Regions from separate parts of the Homo sapiens genome. Here region 2 is linked to region 1. A link is an interaction called in ENCODE POLR2A ChIA-PET data of the cell type or tissue named here. Cell type or tissue: K562. All regions are shown on one strand. Each heading gives the region's core, and the rest is flanking DNA. Links, peaks and the distances in the headings are about the cores only. Region 1 overlaps SMIM8 (small integral membrane protein 8). Region 2 overlaps ORC3 (origin recognition complex subunit 3).

Region 1 (5,385 bases), core at 386-5,385:
AGTTTTTAGCACAGGGAGAAACATCACTGACACCTGTTATAGGCACCTGGTGGCCAACATTTGTTACTTAAATTCTAAATACCTTTATAAACACCATCGTGGCTAAGAGAAGAAAAATGAAACACCAGCAGTTCTCATTAGAAGAAAAAAATGGTAGTAGTGGAAGCAGTAGATTGCTGCCACAACAAAGGAGAAATAGCAAAGGAATTTAACACCACTACCCCAACATTGTTCACATTTTTGAAAGATTGAGCCAAGATTGAAGAGAAAGTTTAAAAAGGGATTCTGGGACTAAAGCAAAAGTGAATGTGAGGTCCCTTTTATCACTGTTTTTGCATGATATCAGGTTCATGCAAGAAATGGGCATGTAACTGTGCTGTAGAAAGCATTGGATTTTTGCCAACCTTAGGAATTGTGTTAGTCTCTTCTTGCGTCATTATAAAGAAGTACCTGATGCTAGGTAATTTATAAAGCAAAGAGGTTTAATTGGCTCACGGTTCAGCAGGCTGTACAGGAAGCATGGTGCCAGCATCTGCCCCTGGTGAGGGCTTCAGGAAGCTTTCAGTTGTGGTGGAAGATTAAGTGGAAGCAGGCATGTCACATGGTGAGACAGGAAGCAAGAGGGAGGGGAAGAAGTGTCACACTTAAACAACCAGATCTCACATGAACTCATAGAGTAAGAACTCGCTCATTACTACAAGGATGGCACCAAGCCATTCATGAGGGATCTGCTCCCATGATCCAAATGCCTCCCACCAGGCTCCACCTTCAACACTGGGGATTACAATTCAGCTTGAGATTTAGAGGGGACAAACATCCAGAGCTTATCAGGCATGGTGAGTTTCAAGCAAGTGCGGGCTGCCCGAACAAACTTTGGGCATATTCTGGAATTGTTTCACAAGTTGCCTGTAGTGAAGAAAACACTGTTTCAGTAGAGAAAATTATTAACTTACATGCAGGAGAAATTTAAAAACAAGAACAAAAATTGCTGGTTACAGCTTCAGTGGCTTGTTTGTTTGTTTGTTTGTTTGTTTGTTTTTGGATACAGGGTCCAGCTGTATCCAAACAGGATACAGCCTGTTGCCCAGGCTGGTCTCAGACTCCTGGGTTCAAGCAGTCCTTCTACCTCTTCCTCCCAAAATAGTGGGATTACAGGTGTGAGCCACCCCGCCCAGCCTGAATGGTGTTTTAAGTGCTGATGAAACAGGTGTTCTTGTTACCTTATCATATGCTTCATGCCAAAGGTAGACTTTGCAAAGGAAATAAACAGATTGATGATTGGTGTTTCTACTGTAATGCATTTTGGAACAATTGTCTTTGGCAAGTCAGCTAACTCTCAGTGCTTCAGAAATGTTCCTCCGTGATTACCAAGCCAATACACATGCCTGAATAATGAGAGATGTGTTACTGAATAGCTGATAAAGATTGACAAGGGAATGCAAGGAGCAATACACAGTATGCTCTTGCCAGTAGACAATTGGTCTGCCCACAACATACTCCTACACTTGGATCATGTAGGGGTTGAGTTTTTCCCATTGAACTACACAGCCATTCTGCAGCCATTGGATCAGGGTACAGTTGGCACAGTGACAGCTCACTTCTGAAAGCAGTTGGAACAACTCTTTCTAAATGTAGAGCATGAAGAGAAAAATGGAGAAAAGCAACATGAGTAAGCCATTGACATGATTGCAGAGACTTGGTGATCTATAAAGTTATCTGTAATCATGAAATGTTAGCAAAACACAGGCATGATTCCTGTGGAATCCCCTGAGGTCCTCCTGTAAGAAGACTGCAACTAAATGTGGTATTTGAACCAATCTAGCACTCAACTGCTGCTGTCATTGATGTCTCAAACCAGTTTAATTTTGAAGACTGTGTGGCTACAGATAGCAATTTAACTATTTCCCAAGTTACCAAATCCTGAAGTTGCTACAGGAGTGCTAACTGATGTAAAAATTGAACCAGAAAGCCGTGGTGATAGCGATGAAGAAGGCAACAATGATAATCATGATATGCATGAGGAATAAGTGATGGAACCAGCAACAGTGAACATTTCTGAAGCCTTTGCAAGTATAGAAAGTGCTTAGAACGTTCCTTTTTCTTCAAGCAGATGTTCCTCTTGAGGTGCATACCCAATTAAATGATATAGATGAACATTCAGCGACTACTGCAACACAAAGTATTTTGAAAAGCCAAGTTCCTAGTTTTCTCCTTAACTACGAAGTTGTGAAAATATTGATTTTATAAAGTCTATAAAATAGTAAGCTTAATGAATACTTATACTGGCCAGGTGTGGTATAAGTATACAGGCATGGGATCATGCCTGTAATCCCAGCACTTTGGGAGGCAGAAGCAGGTTTGCTTTGTTGCCAGGAGTTTGAGACCAGCCTGGGCAACATGGCGAGACCCCGTCCCTACCAAAAAAAAAAAAAAAAAAAAAAAAAGCCAGGTGTGGTGCATGCCTGTAGTCCTAGCTACCTGGGAGGTTGAGGTGGGAGGATCACTTGAGCCCAGGTGTTTGAGGCTGCAGGCTGCAGTGAGCTATGATCACGCCACTGCACGTGCATTCCAGTCTAGGCAATCGAGTAAGAAGACTGTCTCAAAAAAAAAATACTTGTGCAAACAAAGCCCCAATGTGTGTTTAAGTATGAATGTTTGGCTCTTAACTTTTATTTTATAACATTTACTGTACAGCGATTGCAGCATTTCCCCCAAATAATTTTACTATATTGTCATTTATGTCCATCTTTGGAAGCTTTCTTTCTCTACCTCCCCTCTTTCAACCCTCACCTCCCATCCCAGCATTAGATGGCAGAGAGGATAAAATAAGCTTTTGCCTAATAATACCTAGAAGAGAAAAATACTCCCAAAGTGCTGACATTTCAGCTAGGAAAACAAGAAGACAAAAGACACACTTGGATTTAATAGGATAGATTTACAGTAGCTAAGATAAAAAAGGATATTCAGATTAAGGAGATAGCAGGGCATAACCTACCCAGAAAGTTGCTGATTGGCAATGGAAGAGTAAGTACAAACAGCTCCTTATCCTTACTGCTTGGGAAAATGAGTTCGTGTGTGGGCTAGTGGAGGAAGACAGAGGAGCAGTGGGGGAAACTGGCCAGGAGTGAATCTGTAGGAGAAGATAATGAGCAAAGGAATGCTGGTCATTCTCTCAGGTTGGTGTTATGGAGGGGCTGTTGAAAGGTGAGGAGGAGTGAAAGCAAGGAACTAAGGAAAGGAACGGATAACCTACTGGCCTCACCTACTCATAGTCTTGGTTGCATATGATACGACGTGACTCAGAGCAACAAACAATTCTCCAGTCTTCTATAAAAGCAGGAAAACAACCTTTGCCCACCACTTTTATTTTGAGATGAAAATTAAAATAATGAACAAAATTAACAAATTAAAGTTAAAGCACCATTTACAAAGTACATTATACAAAGTAATAAGATAACTGACAATCACATTTGGTATGTATCTGGGTTGGAATTCAAAGAAGGAATTTAAGAATTACTTTTTAAAGAAATTTATCAGAGAAGCACAATTATGAAGGGAAAAAATATATTATTTTGTTTTTAGATAATAAATCATCATTGATCAAGATGTCTTCAGCACCTGAGCCTCCAACATTCAAAAAGGAACCACCCAAAGAGAAAGAGTTTCAAAGCCCAGGGCTCAGAGGGGTGCGCACAACAACCTTATTTCGTGCTGTGAATCCAGAGCTCTTCATTAAACCTGTAAGAAATACATCCAGGATAAGACTTTGTGTTTAATCCAACCAGACTGTCAGAAAGTTCTAATTTTCTTGTATTTGATTTTATCATGGAAATTTTATGTTGACAAGTAAGACCTCTCTGTGAATAAAAGCAGGTGGAAGGACGATTGTAAATGCTGTTTCACATATAAATACACATATAAAAGTAAATATTTTAAGGGCATTTGAGAGTTATAATGAAAAATGGTTGCCCTTTATTGGATTGGCTTCTCAAACTATCTAAAGTACTATTTTAATAGTTGCATTAATTTGAAGACAACTTTTGTTGTTTGATCAGGTACTATTAGGTAAATAAGACCTTCCATTTAAGCAAGGAAACCAAAATGAAAATCTGACCATTCTTAACATACTGCAATTCTACCCTGTAGGTAATATTTTTATCTAAGCAATATTACAGATACTTTGTGAAAAATTCCAAAACATTTGATTTGATGATATTCATTTATTTATTAGAGGTTCTGTCACCTAGGCTGTAGTGCAGTGGTACAGTCAGCTCACTGCAGCTTCAAACCCCTGGGCTCAAGGGATCCTTGTACCTCAGCCTCCTGAGTGGCTGGGACTACAGGTGCACGCCTTTATGCCTGGCTCATTTTTAAAATTTTTTGTAGAGATGGTGTGTCAGTATATTGCCCAAACTGGTTTTGAACTCCTGGCCTTAAGCGATTCTCCCACCTCAGCCTCCCAAATTGTTGTGATTACAGGCATGAGCCACCACGCCTGGCTGAGTTTATTTTTAAATAAATGTAGATTCTATTTTAAAATAAATGTAAAATCAAATTAAAATAAAATATGATAAATATTTAAGTGTGTTGAATCTGATTAGAATTTTAGTAACATAGTTATCAATGTAAACTTTTAAAGTTAAATAGATCAACTTAATCAGATCATTAAATCAAGGTAAAATATTTTAAAAGCTTTGAACTAATGTGTTCTTTTAATTGCTAAAAGCATTTCAAGAATTGTAAATTTAAACTGCTCTGAGTCTGTGTCCTTTCTTAGGTGTTCATCTAAGTGAAAAAGTTTGACCCTTATTTTGAAATAGAAGTGTCACCTAAAGGAAGAAACTGAGGCAAATTAATATAGGTAGGGAGTTTATTTGGGCCAAGGTTGAGGACTGCAGCCTGGGAAACACTTCAGAGTAACCTTGGGAAGCACTCTGGAGAGCAAAAGAGAGGCTGGAGTTTTTAAGAAAAAAGATGAATCAGGAGAGGGGGCAAGTACAAAAGTTGCTTTTCAGTAATTTTCATTGGTTTGCAGAAATGACATTGATTAGTAATTATACATTGTTGAACTACAGAGTATGAGTTATAATGTCTAGTGGAGGGCATTGTAAGGTTAATATATAGCTATTGGTTGTGTCAGTCCAGAGCCCACATAACAAGGGCTTCAAAATTATTACTTAGCTCAAGACATGACTACTGTCTCATTCCAATGCCTCTCTGGGCCTGATAATTTAAAGGGGGCTCACATTCCACAGTTAAAGAGTTTCTTTTATTTCTCAGTAGTGGTACAGCAGGTATGGTGACAGAAGCAGAAACTGTTATTTATATCACTACTGTGCATTTACATTGACCTAAGAAAGACCAACTCGTTGAGTGTGAACATGC
Region 2 (5,385 bases), core at 324-5,323, 290 kb after region 1:
AGATGTGAGCCACCACACCCAGCCAATATGAACACATTTCAATGTATATAAAGATGTATATACATTTTTATGTATTATAATATACAATCTATATGTAATATTTATAATACTCTTATGTTATATAGTTGTATAGACATGCCTACCATTAGAGTTTATCATTTTGTGCCCATTTTCTATATTCAAGTGTCTAAGAGCTAGACCTCACAGAATATTCCAGAGAAATTTACAGTCTGTATAACTGGAAACCACACTTCAAGAACTACTAAGTTAGACTGCCTCCCTAGGAGGAAGCATTTGTTATTGTTTCCCCCATCACCTCATTTTCTTAAGCTAGAACTAATCTATTAAGTTCCCACCTAAACAAATGATTGATCTCAGTTATCCTCTGACTAGAATCAAGACGTTAACAAAAACCTTTAACTCCCTCAAAATTATGGATCCACTGCTTCAGAACTATATGTCAGCTTTGAATTTAATGAACTCAGTAATGAGTTTTTTAAAAAGTGTACTTTTAAATGTAAAAATTTAGCTGACTAAAACTAACACAGGAACAGAAAACCAAGCACCACATGTTCTCATTTGTGAGTGGGAGCTGAACAATGAGAGCACAGGTCGGAGGGAGAGCATCAGGATAAACAGCTAATGCATGCGGGGCTTAATACCTAGATGATGGGTTGATAGGTGCAGCAAACTACCATGGCACACATTTACCTAAGTAAGAAACCTGCACGTCCTGCACATGTATCCCAGAACTTAAAATAAAATAAAATTTAAAACTTTACCTGACTAAACAATGTACATTTGTAGGTGATTTGCTAGGAATTTCCTACTAAGGAGGGACATTAGAAGACCTGGTACAGCTGATGAAATACTGAAAATCTTCATACTATGTAGAAAGCTTAGATTCATTCCCTTGCAGGTGACAGTTGAAGTTTTATTATTCTTACTTGTTAATGTTTCACGTCTTTATACCTATTTTCCCAACTAGACTTTAAATCCTTTTAGAGTGAGAAATAAACCTTGAACTCCTTTAGCACCCTCATTTCAAAAATGAAGAACTGCAGCCAAGAGAAAGGAAGTGAAATATCTCATGTCACAGAGCAAGTTCATGGTAGAGTAAGGACTTCTTTTCACCGTTTAGTATGCTTATCATAGTGTCTCATGAACAAAAGGCACAAAATCAGTTCATGAGTTTGATGAAGACCTGCCTTTCACCTTTGACCCCACCTCTTTCTGTTTCTTTTGTCAGACCTACAGGGCAGACAGGGGGAAGAAAATTTCTTAGAAAAAATAATAAATGGAAAAGTAAAGGAAAAAGGAAAACAATCACAGTCTATCAAATGTGATCAAATGAGCTGGGCATTAGCCTAGTGTGTCAGGAATTAATCATTTAAATTCAAACTCTTTGTCAAGTGCTTCTCTTGATCTATACTGCTGAGGTAGGAATATGGAGAACAAAAGGTAGAGACAGATGAGAAGACTAGCACTCTTGCCACATAAGTGCTAGGAGAAAGCTGTGGTTTGGCATTCTTATTAGATAGCAGTAATATGCTAAGTCTGGAAAACACTGCCAGCCAGCATTTTTCTCTAATGAGAAAAATAAGGCTTAGTTATAACAAGATAATAAATGAGAAAATTCTGTGTTCTTAGACAGCTGATATCTCTTAATCCTAAAATTCAACAGTCTGTTTTACCAGTTTTTAATGATCAGTGAATTGATTGAAAAGAAATTACAGAAGTTTATAGTCATTTTTACATACTTTATTTTATAATCTGAGGTCACTGTTCACCCCTATACATACAATTTTAGAGACAAAAGTGGTAAGTACTATGGAAGTAGAAGAGAAATAAATGCATGGCAAATGTAATTCTGCCTAGCCTTTTTTTCTTTACCTGTATAAGTTTTACATATGTATTGACTTCTCCTCCAGAGAAAGCAGCTAGCTCAATAACAATAGGGGGTCTGTCATATAAGTAAACAGTGATATATGATTTTTAAAAAATAGATTCAGGGGGTTACAGGTGCAGTTTGTTACATATTGGATGATGGTGAGTTTTTGGCTTCTAGTGTGCCCATCACCTGAATAGTGAACATTGTACCTAATAAATAATTTCTCTGCCGTCACCCCTCCCAACCCTACCCCTTTTGAAGTCCACAGTGTCTGTTATTTTACTCTGTATATACATGTGTACCTATTATTTAGCTCTCACGTATAAGTGAGAACGTGCGGTATTTGATTTTCTGTTTCTGAGTTATTTCACTTAGGATACTGGCCTCCTGCTCCATCCATGTTGCTGCAAAAGACATGCTATCAGTGAATGATTTTTGTATGAATAACAGACAGGATTGATGAGGTTGGAGATGACTAATTTAAGAGGGTATATTGCACATTAAGAGGCAACCCACAGTCTAATGTAAATGTGTTTTTTAAACATACATTTAAAAAAAATGTTAGAACCAATATTTACATATTGAGAAATTTTACGTTACAAATTCAGACTTTTGAAAAATCAGGAAATCTAGACCACATCCAGCAAGACAAAATATGGTTGCTCTTACTTAAAAGAGAGACTGAGGCTGGGCACAGTGGCTCACACCTGTAATCCCAGCACTTTGGGAGGCCGAGGCAAGCAGATCAGCCTGGGCAACATAATGAGACCCCATCTCTACAAAAATTAGCCGGGTGTGGTGGTGTGCACCTATATATAGTCCCAGCTACTTGGAAGGCTGAGACAAGAGGATCACTTGACCCTGGGAGGTCAAGGCTGCAGTGAGCTGAGATTGCACCACTGCATTCCAGCCTGGTTGCTAGAGCAAGATCCTGTCTCAAAAATTAAAAATAAATAAAAGAGAGACTAAGTGTTCAGCCTTCATTCATTAATGTACTCTTCATTCAGCCAATATTTTTCTAGTGCCTATTATGTGCCCGGTGTTAATCTAGGTTTTGAGAATACAGGAGTGAACCAAACAGCCAAAACTTCTACCGTTTTCATTGTATCAGGGAGACAGACAATAAATAAGATAAATAAGTAAAATATCTGTTAGTGATAAGTGCTGAGATAAAAACAATGAAGCAGAGAAGAAGGATATGAAGTTCCATGTGCGTGGGAAGTGGAGTCAAAATTTTAAATAAGGACCTGACTGAGAAGGTAAATTTTGAGTAAAGACCTAAAGGAAGTCACAGAGCTTGCCACTCAAGAATCTGGAGGAAGGGAATTCTAAGCAGGTAGAAAGGACCTGAGGTTGGAGCATGTCTGCCATATTTGAAGAAGAGCAAGGAGGCTGTTATGTATTGCTTTGCTTTTTTTTTTTCTTTTTGAGACAGTTTCGCTCTGTCACCCAGGCTGGAGTACAGTGGTGCAATCATAGCTTGCTGCAGCCTTGACTTTCTGGGCTCAAGCAGTCTTCCTACCTCAGCCTCCTGAGTATCTGGGACTACAGGCACATGCCACCATGCCCAGCTAATTTAAATTTTTTTTTTTTTTTTTTGTAGAGACAGGGTCTCTCACTATGTTGCTCACTATCAAGCTGGTCTTGAACCCCTGGGCTCAAGTGATCCTCCCACTATGGCCTCCCAAAGTGCTGGGATTATGGGCATGAGCCACTATGCCATGCCTGTTTTTCTTATAGCAGAGAAATATTTCTGTTCCTTTGTCAAAAATCAGTAAAGACTAAGAAGTCTTCATGCTTAAAGAACAGAGAAAGCATATCTTTTTAGTAAATAATGCATATTCCTAGACAAAGTGTATCTCCGTAGAAAAGAATCATTGTAAACACAATTATGAAACAAAATGGTGACAGCTATGACTAGTGTGCAGAAAAAGTGCCTGAAGAAAAATTTAACATATGGAAAGTAGGGTTAATATTTCAACAGGCTTTATTTTCACATGTACATGGTATGATGCTGCTGTAATGTATTAAATGGAAAATTTTTTTTTGAGATGGAATCTCACTCTGTCACCCAGGCTGGACTGCAACAGCGCGATCTTGGCTCACGGCAACCTCCGCCTCCTGGGTTCAAGTGATTCTCCTGCCTCAGCCTCCCAAGTAGCTGGGATTACAGGCTCCTGCCACCACACCCAGCTAATTTTTGTATTTTTACTAGAGAGGGGGTTTTGCCAGGTTGGCTAGGCTGGTCTTGAACTCTGACCTCAGGTGATCCACCCGCCTCGGCCTCCCAAAGTGCTGGGATTACAGGCGTGAGCCACCCTGCCCGGCCCGAAAATTTTCTCATATATCAAAACCTTTTACAGGTTTGAGTTTGTAAAATAGTGTCCATAAGTACATTAAGAATTATTGTTTTAAGGCCGGGTGCAGTATCTCACGCAGTGTCTAATCCCGACACTTTGGGAGGCCAAGGTGGGCAGATCACTTGAGGTCAGAAGTTTGAGACCAGCCTGGCCAACCCAGTGAAACCCCATCTCTGCTAAAAATACAAAAAATTAACCAGGCATTATGGCAGGCGCCTGTAATTCCAGCTACTCAGGAGGCTGAGGCAGGAGAACCGCTTGAGCCTGGGAGGTGGAGGTTGCAGTGAGCTGAGATCACGCCACTGCACTCCAGCCTGGGCAACAGAGCAAGACTCCATCTCCAAAAACAAACAAACAAAAAAGAATTATTGTTTGAATAAGTAAAGGCAGATACATATGTGCAGGTATCTAAGTAAGATGGAAAACTTAGAGGACATGTTATAAGAAAATGTTAATCATTTGTGATGTTTTTTGTTGCAACTGATAAAAACACATATAAATAACAATGAAATCTTTATTATGTGGAGATTAGGTTCTAAAGTCAGCACATAAGGTGAAGATCTGGGATGGTCAAAATTACTCTTGAAAAATCCCTTAGAAAGGTACAGCAAACCTTCTCTCATTCGTTAAGTCCATCATAGCCAGTCTTTTTCCCCATTGTTGGAACCAACCACCATTTCCTCAGTTGAGCACCAGATGATATAGTCTGCCATGTTGTATGGAACAAAACAAAACAATACAATACAAAACATTTTTTAGGCCAGTCACGGTGGCTCACACCTGTAATCCCAGCACTTTGGGAGGCTGAGGTGGGTGGATCACTTGAGGTCAGGAGATCAAGACCAGCCTGGCCAACATGGTGAAACCCTATCTCTACTAAAAATACAAAATGTTAACTGGGCATGGTGGCAGGCACCTGTAATCCCAGCTACTCAGGAGGCTGAGGCAAGAGAATCACTTGAACCTGGGAGGTGGAGGTTGCAGTGAGCAGAGAGTTAGACTTCATCTTAAAATTTTTATTTTTATCTTAAAATAAAATAATGATTAAAGCAAAACAAAACATTTTTTAAACACTAGAACTCTACTCAGCACAGGGATGCACCACACAGTGAAAAGTATGAAGGAACTGAGACC

The links. ChIA-PET counts read pairs that join two places held together with the same protein. Peaks named below come from ENCODE experiments on the same cell type or tissue, not always from the same donor. Only the 100,000 strongest peaks of a DNase experiment are listed, where the experiment ranks them.
Region 2: POLR2A ChIA-PET joins it to region 1 with 5 read pairs; 2 of 35 experiments call an interaction of 5 or more read pairs at or near these places.

What each region holds. Positions count from the first base shown.
Region 1 is chr6:87,333,427-87,338,811 of GRCh38, forward strand. SMIM8 (small integral membrane protein 8) reads left to right here. Exons shown (of 4, transcript NM_001042493.3): 3 at 3,583-3,740. The coding sequence starts at 3,606. It also overlaps the pseudogene LOC100421022. Among named protein-coding and RNA genes, the nearest start is that of GJB7, 6.8 kb to the left of the region's middle. In K562, for the core only: no CTCF peak of the experiment used is centred there; a DNase peak (open chromatin) is centred at 3,165.
Region 2 is chr6:87,627,572-87,632,956 of GRCh38, forward strand. All of the region lies in intron 11 of ORC3 (origin recognition complex subunit 3), which reads left to right. Among named protein-coding and RNA genes, the nearest start is that of ORC3, 40 kb to the left of the region's middle. In K562, for the core only: no CTCF peak of the experiment used is centred there; no DNase peak of the experiment used is centred there.